Linked DNA regions of Homo sapiens: region 1 is linked to region 2. A link is an interaction called in ENCODE POLR2A ChIA-PET data of the cell type or tissue named here. Cell type or tissue: Panc1. All regions are shown on one strand. Links, peaks and the distances in the headings refer to the core of each region. The heading gives the core; the rest is flanking DNA. Region 1 overlaps ATCAY (ATCAY kinesin light chain interacting caytaxin). Region 2 overlaps ZBTB7A (zinc finger and BTB domain containing 7A).

Region 1 (5,439 bases), core at 303-5,302, 120 kb after region 2:
AGCCCCACACTTTTCCCTCCCTAAAAATATCCCGCTCTCTGTGTCCTATGGCCTGACCCTGACATTAAGACTGGTTCTCGTGGCGTCAAGGAAGCGAACTCACCCACCCCCGCCCGCACAGCAGCCCTAGAGGCCGGGACCCTGCGGGGAGCTTCGTTTTCCAACGAGGTCAGGGCCAAGGTGGGCTTAAGATCCTTAGCAGTGAATCACAAGATAGCCTTGCCCAGGTGACCGGGGGCCCAGCCACAGGATCTCAGCGTGACACCAGGGACCATTCATCCCGTGCCTGCCTTGTGGGTGGAGTCATTTGACTGGGGGCCGGCGGGGCGGGGAGGGGGTAATGGGGAGGAATGACACTCTGCTGCTTCTCTCTTCTACTGGTAAAGGGAAAAAGTATTCTCTTATTAAATGTTTTAATTTTTTTTTTTTAATTTCAGATGGAGCCGGGTGCAGTGGCTCACGCCTGTAATCCCAGCACTTTGGGAGGCCGAGGCGGGCGGATCACGAGGTCAGGAGTTCGAGACCAGCCTGGCCAGCATGGTGAAACCCCGTCTCTACTAAAAATACAAAAAAAATTAGCTGGGCATGGTGGCACACGCCTGTAGTCCCAGCTACTTGGGAGGCTGAGGCAGGAGAATCGTTTGAACCTGGCAGGTAGAGGTTGCAGTGAGCTGAGATTGTGCCACTGCACTCCAACCTGGGCGACAGAGCGAGACTCCGTCTCAAAAAAATAAAATAAAATAAAATAAAAATAAATAAATTTGAAACAGAGTTTTGCTCTGTCACCCAGGCTGGAGTGCAGTGGTACCATCTTGGCTTACTGTAACCTCTGCCTTCCAGGTTCAAGCAATTCTCCTTCGTCAACCTCCCCAATAGCTGGGATTACAGGCGAGCACCAACACGCCCAGATAATTTTTGTATTTTTAGTAGAGACGGGGTTTCACCATGTTGGCCAGGCTGGTCTTGAACTCCTGACCTCAGGTGATCTGCCCGCCTCAGGCCTCCCAAAGTGCTGGGATTACAGGTGTGAGCCACCATGCCCAGCCTACATTTTTGAATTTTTTGAGACAGGGTCTCGCTCTGTGGCCCAGGCTGGAGTGTGGTGATGTGATCACAGCTCACTGCAGCCTCAACTTCTCACACTGGGGCGATCTTTCTGCTTCAGCCTCCCGAGCAGCTGAGACTACAGGTTCGCACCACCACACCTAACTTTAAAATTTTTTGTAGAGATGGGGTCTTGCCATGTTGCCCAGGTTGGTCTTGAACTCCTGGCCTCACGTGATGATTCCTCCAACTCGGCCTCCCAAAGTGCTGGGATTACAGGCATGTGACGCCTCTCCCCACCAGAAAATAATTTTTCTGATGCTTCTTAAAACAGTAAGGCTGACTTTGTTGAGGCGGGTGAGGGACTACTACCATGGGGTTTTGTAGTATGGGAGGGAGATTGAATTCAATCTTCTCCCTTTCCACCAATACAAGGAAAAGTGGGAAATTATAGCCCAGGAGCAGGGGGGTGATCAGAGGATGGGAAGTGACTAGGAAGGTGGGGTGATAGGATGGCCAAGTTTGTATGTCTGTATGCAGTAAGAGATCAATACACCAAAGAGAGAGAGAATTTTTAAGAGATGAGGTCTTGTTACATTGCCTAGGCGGGTCTCTAACTCCTGGCCTCAAGTGATCCTTCCTCCTTGGCCTCCCAAAGTACTGGGATTACAGGCTTAAGCCACCACGCCCGACCAATGATGTACTTTATGAGTCCTGTTAACAGAATTGTGACCCTGGACTTCAAGAGCTTTTGCAAAATGGACTGGAAATCTTGGGGTATTCATGAGGAAAGCTCAGAAAAAGCAGTCAGCCACAGGATCTGTGGCAGTGCAGCGGGGTGGCTATGTCTGTGGCCAGAGCTCCTCCAGGTGCTCAAGCAGGCACCCAGGAAAGCCCGGCTCCTGGGCTTCACCTCTGGCCCAGTTTCGGTGGCAAGAATTTCCTGGCAGCCTCTTGGTGGGGCACGTGGCCCAGGGCCTCAGGTGACAGTGACATGCCCAGATAAAGGCCCTGGCAGGGCACCTCTGGGAGGCCTCCCTGTGCCAGCCCACCCCGGCAGGAAGGAGAGGGAGAAGCCACAGGGGCTACAAATGCCTGCCAGTCCCCAAGCAGTCCCAGGTCCCAGGGTATTGATTAGCGACCTCACTGCCCCACGGTGCAGTGATCCCATTTACATGAAATGCCCAGGACACGTCAATCCACGAGGACAGGAAGGGGACGCGTGGGTGCCAGGGGCTGGGGGAGGTGGGTGGGGATGACTGTGGCTGCTGGGGACAGATTTACTTTTGGGGTAATGGAATGTTCTGGAATTTAATAGAGGTGGTATTTGCAAAACATTGTGAAGAATGTACTCTTAAAAATGGTTAATTTTAGGCCGGGTATGCTATGGTGGCTCACGCCTGTAATCCCAGCACTTTGGGAGGCTGAGGTGGGCGGATCACGATGTCAGGAGATCGAGACCACGGTGAAACCCCGTCTCTACTAAAAATACAAAAAAAAAATTAGCTGGGCGCAGTGGCGGGCGCCTGTAGTCCCAGCTACTCGGGAGGCTGAGGCAGGAGAATGGCGTGAACCCGGGAGACGGAACTTGCAGTGAGCTGAGATCGCGCCACTGCACTCCAGCCTGGGCGACAGAGTGAGACTACATCTCAAAAAGAATGAAAAAACAAAAAAATGGTTAATTTTATATTAAGTGACTCTCATCTTGATTTATTAAAAAAGTGTCTGTTTGGCCGGGCGCGGTGGCTCACGCCTGTAACCCCAGCACTTTGGGAGGCCGAGGCAGGCGGATCACGAGGTCAGGAGATTGAGACCATCCTGGCTAACACGGTGAAACCCTGTCTCTACTAAAAATACAAAAAATTAGGTGGGCACGATGGCAGGCGCCTGTAGTCCCAGCTACTCAGGAGGCTGAGGCAGGAGAATGGCATGAACCCGGGAGGTGGAGCTTGCAGTGAGCCGAGATGGCGCCACTGCACTCCAGCCTGGGCGACAGAGCCAGACTCCGTCTCAAAAAAAGAAATGTTTGCAGTGGCTCACTACTGTAATCCCAGCATTTTAGGAGGCCAAGGTGGGAGGATCGCTTGAGGCCAGGAGTTCAAGACCAGTCTGGGCAACGTTGTGAGACCCCCGCCTCCTTGCCCCCCACCATCTCTACCAAAAAAAAAAAAAATTAGCTGGGTGTGGTGGCCTGCTTCTGTAGTACCAGCTACTTGGGAGGCTGAGGCAGAAGGATCCCTTGAGCTCAGGAGGTTGAGGCTGCAGTGAGCTGAGATTGCATCACTGCACTCTAGCCTGAGCAACAGAGGAAAACCCTGATTAAAAAAAAAAAAAAAAGCCTGGGCACGGTGGCTCACCCCTGTACTCCCAGCACTTTGGGAAGCCAAAGCAGGAGAACCACCTGCGGTCAGGAGTTCGAGACCAGCCTGGCCAACATGGCGAAACCCCATCTCTACTTAATACAAAAATTAGCCGGGCGTGGTAGCGCGCGCCTGTAATCCCAGCTACTCGGGAGGCTGAAGCAGGAGAATTGCTTGAACCCGGGAGGCAGAGGTTGCAGTGAGCTGAGATTGTGCCACTGCACTCCAGCCTGGGTGACAGAGTGAGACTCCGTCTCAAAAAAAAAAAAAAGTAATTATGATAATAAAAAGAAAGTGACCAAATGATGAAGACTTTAATTTCGTCCTGGGTTTTTCTGCAACACTGGTGGCGCCGATCCGGCCCTCAGGCCCCTCTCTGGCTGCCCCAGGCCTTGCTCCCCGTGGGTCACTCTGCCGGGGACACCCCTCCTCCTGCTGGCTTGGCTGACGGCTGCTTGTGTATTAGTTCTCTGATCAGAAAGGTCCCTTCCTCCTGGTCCCCAGGAAGGCCCCAGGTCCCTGGGTTGAGCCCACCCCTTGGGCTGGGAGTGGTGTGAGGGACTGGACCCCCTGTGCCCCGAAATGAATGAAAGAGCGAGTGAGGTTTTCTTTACTGTTGTTTTTTTTTTTTTTTGAGACGGAGTCTTGCTCTGTCACCCAGGCTGGAGTGCAGTGGCACGATCTCGGCTCACTGTAAGTTCCGCCTCCCGGGTTCACGCCATTCTCCTGCCTCAGCCTCCTGAGTAGCTGGGACTACAGGTGCCCACCACCACGCCGGGCTAATTTTTGTATTTTTAGTAGAGACGGGGTTTCACCGTGTTAACCAGGATGGTCTCGATCTTCTGACCTCGTGATCTGCCCGCCTCGGACTCCCAAAGTGCTGGGATTACAGGCGTGAGCCACCGCGCCCGGCCTTCTTTTCTGTTTTTTTTTGGTGGGGGGTTCGGAGTCTCTTTTGCCCAGGCTGGAGTGAAGTGGCGCCATCTCGGCTCAGTGCAACCTACGCCCCCTGGGTTCAAGTAATTCTCCTGGCTCAGCCTCCCGAGTAGCTGGGATTACAGGCGCGCACCACCACGCCTGGCTAATTTTAGTATTTTTAGTAGAGACGGGGTTTCACCACGTTGGCCAGGCTGGCCTCAAACTCCTGACCTCAAGTGATTCACCTGCCTCGGCCTTCCAAAGTGTTGGGATTACAGGCGTGAGCCACCGTGCCTGGCCGTGAATGGGGTTTTCAAGAAACCTCTCAGGGTAATCAGAGACCCCGTGCAGTAGGATAAAGGAGGGGGCTGTCACCTCCAAACTGGGAGCGGCTCCCCAGGATCCCAGCACCAGCTCCACCCTCTTTGTCCCCTCCATCCACCCACGAAGACCCCACCTTTTCCCCTAAAGGGCACCTGCCGGCATAAACACAACTGGAGCACAGTAGCATGACTTTGGGACCTGCTGGTGACAGAGACATCAAGGTGGGTATGACATGGCCACCGCACAGTGTCCCCACTGGGTGGATGGAGAGAACTGGCAGGCGTGATCGTGGCTCACTGCAGCCTCTGCCTCCCGGGTTCAAGTGATTCTCCTGCCTCAGCCTCCTGAGTAGCTGGGATTACAGGCGTGTGCCACCACGCCCGGCTAATTTTTGTATTTTTAGTAGAGACGGGGTTTCACCATGTTGGCCAGGTTGGTCTGGAACTCCTGACCTCAGGTGATCCTCCCGCCTCCGCATCCCAAAGTGCTGGGATGGCAGGGGTGAGCCACTGGGCCCTGCCTGTTACTAGTACTCAAAAGGAACAAACCTCCCTTCTCAGTGATAGTTTCTTTATTCCACATAAAAGTCCCCCCAAAGCTCATGGAGACGACGTCTTAACATCACGACCGTCGTCAATCGTAGTGATCATTTCTGTTCTGAAAAACCGCAAAACTCATCGTTGGAAGGATGGGCTGCTGACCAGGACTTTGGGGGAGGGTTTATGACGCATCCCATGTGTCACCAGAGGGAAACCCAACATCCTTTTACGAGGAGGGGTCGGGGTCCATTGCA
Region 2 (5,248 bases), core at 249-5,248:
AAGCTGCCGCGACACATCCGCACCCACACGGGCGAGAAGCCCTACGAGTGCAACATCTGCAAGGTCCGCTTCACCAGGTGAGCTGCCCGCCGCGGGGGAGGCGCCGTCCTGCTCTCTGCCCCAGCATCCGCCGCTCACGACCCCTCCCGCCTCTCTCCCTGCACCGCACGCACACATGCACGCAGACGCACACATACACGCACGTGCACACAGACACGTACACGCACAGACACATGCACGTCACCTACACATCCACACACACGCAGACACACATACACGCACTTGCACATATATACGCACATGCACACACATGCACAGACGCGTATGCCACGTACACATGCACACACACAGACGCACACACGCACACGCACACCACATACACATACAGACATGCTACACAGACACATGCAGACACAGATGCACACCACATACACATCACATACACATGCACGCACACACACGCACACCGACATGCGCGCACACACACGCACACCACATACACATCACATACACATGCACGCACGCACGCACGCACACACGCACACCCAGGCACGCACACAGATGCACACGCACCCCCAGACATGCATGCAGGCACATGCACACAGACACGTACATGCGCACACATACATGCACATGCATGCAAACATGCACCCACAGACACACATATATGCACACACACGCAAACAGACACACCCCACCTCTTGGGCCCAAAGCCAACGAACGCTTCCCTGACCCACGTGGCTGTTAAGAACAGCCTAGACCAGGCCCTGCCCTTGTGGGTGGACATCCCGGTGGGTGACAGCACAGGCCAGACATAAGATGACAGCCACATCATATGCAAAGCGTGCCGGACAGGGTTGAGCTGCGGGAGGTGGGCGGGAAGGCACAGTCGTTCTTCCTTCCTGGAGGGCTGGTTCTTCTCTTCTGCACTTTTGGATTTTTTTCTTTTTCTGCTTTGGGAGAGGGTGACAGGCCCTCAGGCTTAGGGAGGGACAGCCCAGGCCGTGGAGCGGCTTCTGAGTTTCCCGTGAGCCTGGGTCATTTGCTTCAATCAGCCAACATTTATGAAGCGTCTGCTGGTGCCAGGCCTGTTCTAGGCGCCGGGGACAGGCCTTGCCGGAACCTGAAGGAGGGGAGGAGCAGCTGTGGGAAAGGGCGTTCCAGGCAGAGGGAACAGCCAGTGCAGAGGCCCTGAGGCCAGCTCAGCTTGAGAGATCACTGTGCCCCCCTGGGAGCCACAGGACTTGGTCCCTAAACAGCAGGAGTTCAAGGCCAGGCCCGGGCAGTTTGCAATTCGGTCTCAGGAGTCCAGAGGTGGCTGGCTGGGCCTCGTAGATCCGGGGCGGGCTGTAGCGGTGGGGGCAGGGGGCTGGCAGGCAGGGACCTGGCCAGGCTGGGTGACTCAGCACCACCCCCTGCCCCCCGCCCGCCCTGGGGTTCCCCCAGCCACGCCCACCGAGGCTGAAGAAAGAGGCCATTGTCCCAGCTTCCCAACCCCACCCCGTGGGGACAGGAACTGGGACTGACCCCTCCCCAGCACCCCGGCCCCCTCCCCAGCAGGCCAGGAGAGGAAGGTGCGGCCTGGACTCCGGCGCCCAGGAGTGCCAGGCAGGGGGCAAAGGGCACTTTGGGAGGCAGGCAGTGTAGCTGGTGGTTTGTCCCTCCTTGGTGAGGTTGGGGTACTGGAGGTCTTGGGGGGCTCCTCTTCCTCCAGGCAGGGGTCACTGTGGGTTCGTCTCTGAGCTCAGGAAGAGCAGCTTGGTGGGGTGCAGAGAACTGGGGTCTGCAGAGGGGACCAGGCTGAGCGAAGGTGGTGACCCCCACCCTGCCTCCCTGGCCGCAGGCCACAGGCCCGGTTTCATTCTGACTCGGGCACTGCTGGCTATCCCACCCGACCCGGGGCTGATCCCCTCAGTCAGAGAAACTGAGGCTTAGAGAGGGACAATTGTGGAGACCTCTTCCTCCCACCCCAATTTAGACCCACCTGCTTCCTCTTTTCCCCCACCCCGTGCTCTGGTCCCCCCTCCCCAGGACACCAGCACCTCCACCCTCCAAAAGCCTGGGAGCCCGAGGCCCCTCTGAGTCACAGCAGGGCGTTGAGTAAGTGGGGCCTGTGGTGGCCGGGGCTATAATTACCCAGGCTGGGGCTCGGGGTGATGAAACTAGGGATACCTCCGCCCCCACCCCGCCTCTGCGTGGCCCTCTGGCCTGCTGTGCAGCTCCAGGCAAGTCCCTTCCTCTCTCTGGGCCTCCCAGGCTCATCTGGGGAGTCTCTGCACGGTTCTAGAAAAACCTAGTGGCTGCCATCCCCTCTGTGACCCCGGCCCTGTGCCAGATCTGGGCAAGGCAGCCCGGAGACCTTGCCGTGGGCTTTGCAGAAGGTGATCAGTAAACCAGAGGCCTGGAGGCTGGTAACAGACCTGGTTAGGCCAGGGTTCTGTTAGCAAGTTACCACGTTCTGTTGGCTTCAGTGGGGCAGCAAGGCTAGAGATAAGGTAGGGGTCTGGTTGCCAAGGGCCAGGCCTTGACCCTCAGGGCAACAGAGCCAAGGAGGGGTTAAAGTTAGGGACACCAGCTCTGTAGCTGGTGCCAGAGGGAGGGACTTAGGGCTGGAGGAACCCAGAGGGGAGCCAGGTCTTTGGGAATTAGGAAAGGTAGAGGGGCATTCAAGGTAGGGCTTTGAGGGATGAGTAGGAGTTTGCCAGTCCCCACACTAAAGAAGTCTTCAGTCTATTGAGTGTGAGAAGGAAGAAACCCGAGGTGGCTCAGATGTGGGGCACAACAGGCAGCAGCAAGGAGTAGGTCAGGTTCTAGCCAGGGCTCTTGAGACCCAGGGCTCCCTCCTGCCCTCCGGATCCCAGGAAGGAGTACACTTTATTACTATAGATTGGCATCACTCAATGGGAATAGGCAAGACACCTACTTTTTTTTTTTTTTTTTTTTTTTTTTTTGAGACGAGTCTTGCTCTGTCGCCCAGGCTGGAGTGCAGTGGCACGATCTCAGCTCACTGCAACCTCCACCTCCCAGGTTCAAGCGATTCTCCTGCCTCAGCTTCCCAAGTAGCTGGGATTATAGGCGCCCACCACCATGCCGGCTAATTTTTGTATTTTTAGTAGAGACGGGGTTTCACCACGTTGGCCAGGCTGGTCTCGAACTCCTGACCTCAGGTGATCTGCCCGCCTTAGCCTCCCAAAGCGCTGGGGTTACAGGTGTGAGCCACCATGCCCGGCCAGCAAGCCACTTACATATTTTTACATTTTCTGACAGCCCCGTTCAAAAAAAGTCAAAGAGAGTTGGTGAAAGTGACTTGAAACATTTTACCTAACCCAGTAGATGCATTTCCATGTGTAGTCAATGTGCACGATCCTCATTGAGCCATTTTACATCACCTTTTGCATATCAAGTCTTCAAAAGCTGGGGTACCTTTTGCACTTCCAGCGCACATCAGTTCAGAGTGGCCACATTCCAAGGGTTCAGGAGCCACCTAGGCCACAGGCACCCCACTGATATGGTGACCGGCTTTGTAGGCTAGAGGCTCCAGGCTAAGCTGGGTCCACGCTGCCCCCATGGGGCGAGACAGGCAGGGAGGGGCCCTCAAGTCACACCCAACCCCTGCCTTCTCGGGGCTCACAATCCAATCAGGGAGACAGAGGAGAAACAAGGAAATCAACAGAAACAAGAGAGACCGGCCGGGCGCGGTGGCTCACGCCTGTAATCCCAGCACTTTGGGAGGCCGAGGCAGGCGGATCACTTGAGGTCAGGAGTTCAAGACCAGCCCAGCCAACATGGTGAAAACCCTGTCTCCATTAAAAATACAAAAATCAGCCAGGTGTGGTGGCGCACGCCTGTAATCCCAGCGTTTGGGGAGGCCGAGGCGGGTGGATCACCTGAGGTCAGGAGTCCGAGACCAGCCCGGCCAACATGGTGAAACCCCGTCTCTACTAAAAATACAAAAATGAGCCAGGTGTGGTGGCAGAGGGCCTGTAATCCCAGCTACTTGGGAGGCTGAGGCAGAAGAATTGCTTGAACCCGGGAGACGGAAGTTGCAGTGAGCGGAGACCACACCACTGCGCTCAAGCCTGGAAGATAGAGCGAGACTCGGTCTCAGAAAAAAAAACAATAGAAGAGTCAGGTGGTGATGACAGGAGGATGGAGACAGGGCTGGGGAAGGAGGTGACATTTGAGCCCAAATTTGACTGTGAAGATCCAGGAGGAAAAAAGAAAGTACCCCGGACTGCGGGAGCAGCACATGCAAAGGCCCCAGCGTAGCTTGTGCTTTGCACCTTTGCACGTCAGGGTGGAGCCCAGATAGGGGAGTGACGCTGAAGTGAGGGGAGAGTGGGCAGTCCTGGGTGTCGTGGGGTGGGGACTTGGTTACTAGGGTGACCAACTGCCCCACTTTGTCCCGGACAGAGGGGTTTCCCAGGATGCAGGACTTTCAGTGCTAAAACCAGAACAGTTGGTCACCCTATCTGTCACCAAACACCTCGGCCGCCGCCAGCCTCGAGAGGGCAGGGATGTTTGCCTGTCTTGTTCCTTGCGGTATTTTCAGCACCTGGAACAGGGCCTGGCCCTCAGCGGGCGCTCGGCAAAGGTCTGTGGCATGAATGAAGGCACCAGGCACTGGCTGGCCTCATCCTACCCCAGGGGTAGGGGCAGGATGGAGTGGCAGAAGCCCACTGTCTCCTTCTGTGGTAGGGAAAGGGGTTCATGGCGGGCGCAGTGGCTCACACCTGTAATCCTAGAGCTTTGAGAGGCCGAGGCAAGAGGATCACTTGAGCCCAGGAGTTTGAGATTAGCCTGGGTAACGTAGCTCAACCCCCATCTCTCAAACTTACATATATATATATATATATATATATATATATATATATATATACACACACACACACACACACATATAGTTTAATAGCTATTTAATAGGGTGTGGTGGTGCGTGTGCTACTCTGGAGGATGAGGCAGGACGATGGCTTGAGCCCAGGAGTTCGAGGCTGCAGGGAACCGTGATCACGCCACTGCCCTCCAGCCTGGGGGACAAAGCCAGACCCTGCCTCTCTTTTTTTTTTTTTTTGGAGACAGTCTCATTCTGTCACCGAGGTTGGAGGGCAGTGGCGTGATCTGGGCTCACTGCAACCTCCACCTCCCAAGTAGCTGGGATTATAGGCCTGCGCCACCACGCCTGGCAGATTTGTTTTTTGAGACGGAGTTTCGCTCTTAAAAAGTGAAATTTTTTTTTTTGAGACGGAGT

What was found. ChIA-PET counts read pairs that join two places held together with the same protein. Peaks named below come from ENCODE experiments on the same cell type or tissue, not always from the same donor. Only the 100,000 strongest peaks of a DNase experiment are listed, where the experiment ranks them.
Region 1: POLR2A ChIA-PET joins it to region 2 with 12 read pairs; 3 of 35 experiments call an interaction of 5 or more read pairs at or near these places.

The regions. Positions count from the first base shown.
Region 1 is chr19:3,927,843-3,933,281 of GRCh38, reverse strand. It overlaps ATCAY (ATCAY kinesin light chain interacting caytaxin), which reads right to left. Exons shown (of 13, transcript NM_033064.5): 13 at 5,200-5,439. NMRK2 (nicotinamide riboside kinase 2) reads right to left here and starts at 213. Exons shown (of 8, transcript NM_170678.3): 1 at 104-213. In Panc1, for the core only: no CTCF peak of the experiment used is centred there; no DNase peak of the experiment used is centred there.
Region 2 is chr19:4,048,800-4,054,047 of GRCh38, reverse strand. It overlaps ZBTB7A (zinc finger and BTB domain containing 7A), which reads left to right. Exons shown (of 3, transcript NM_015898.4): 2 at 1-77. Among named protein-coding and RNA genes, the nearest start is that of ZBTB7A, 15 kb to the left of the region's middle. In Panc1, for the core only: no CTCF peak of the experiment used is centred there; no DNase peak of the experiment used is centred there; H3K27ac peaks cover 651 bases.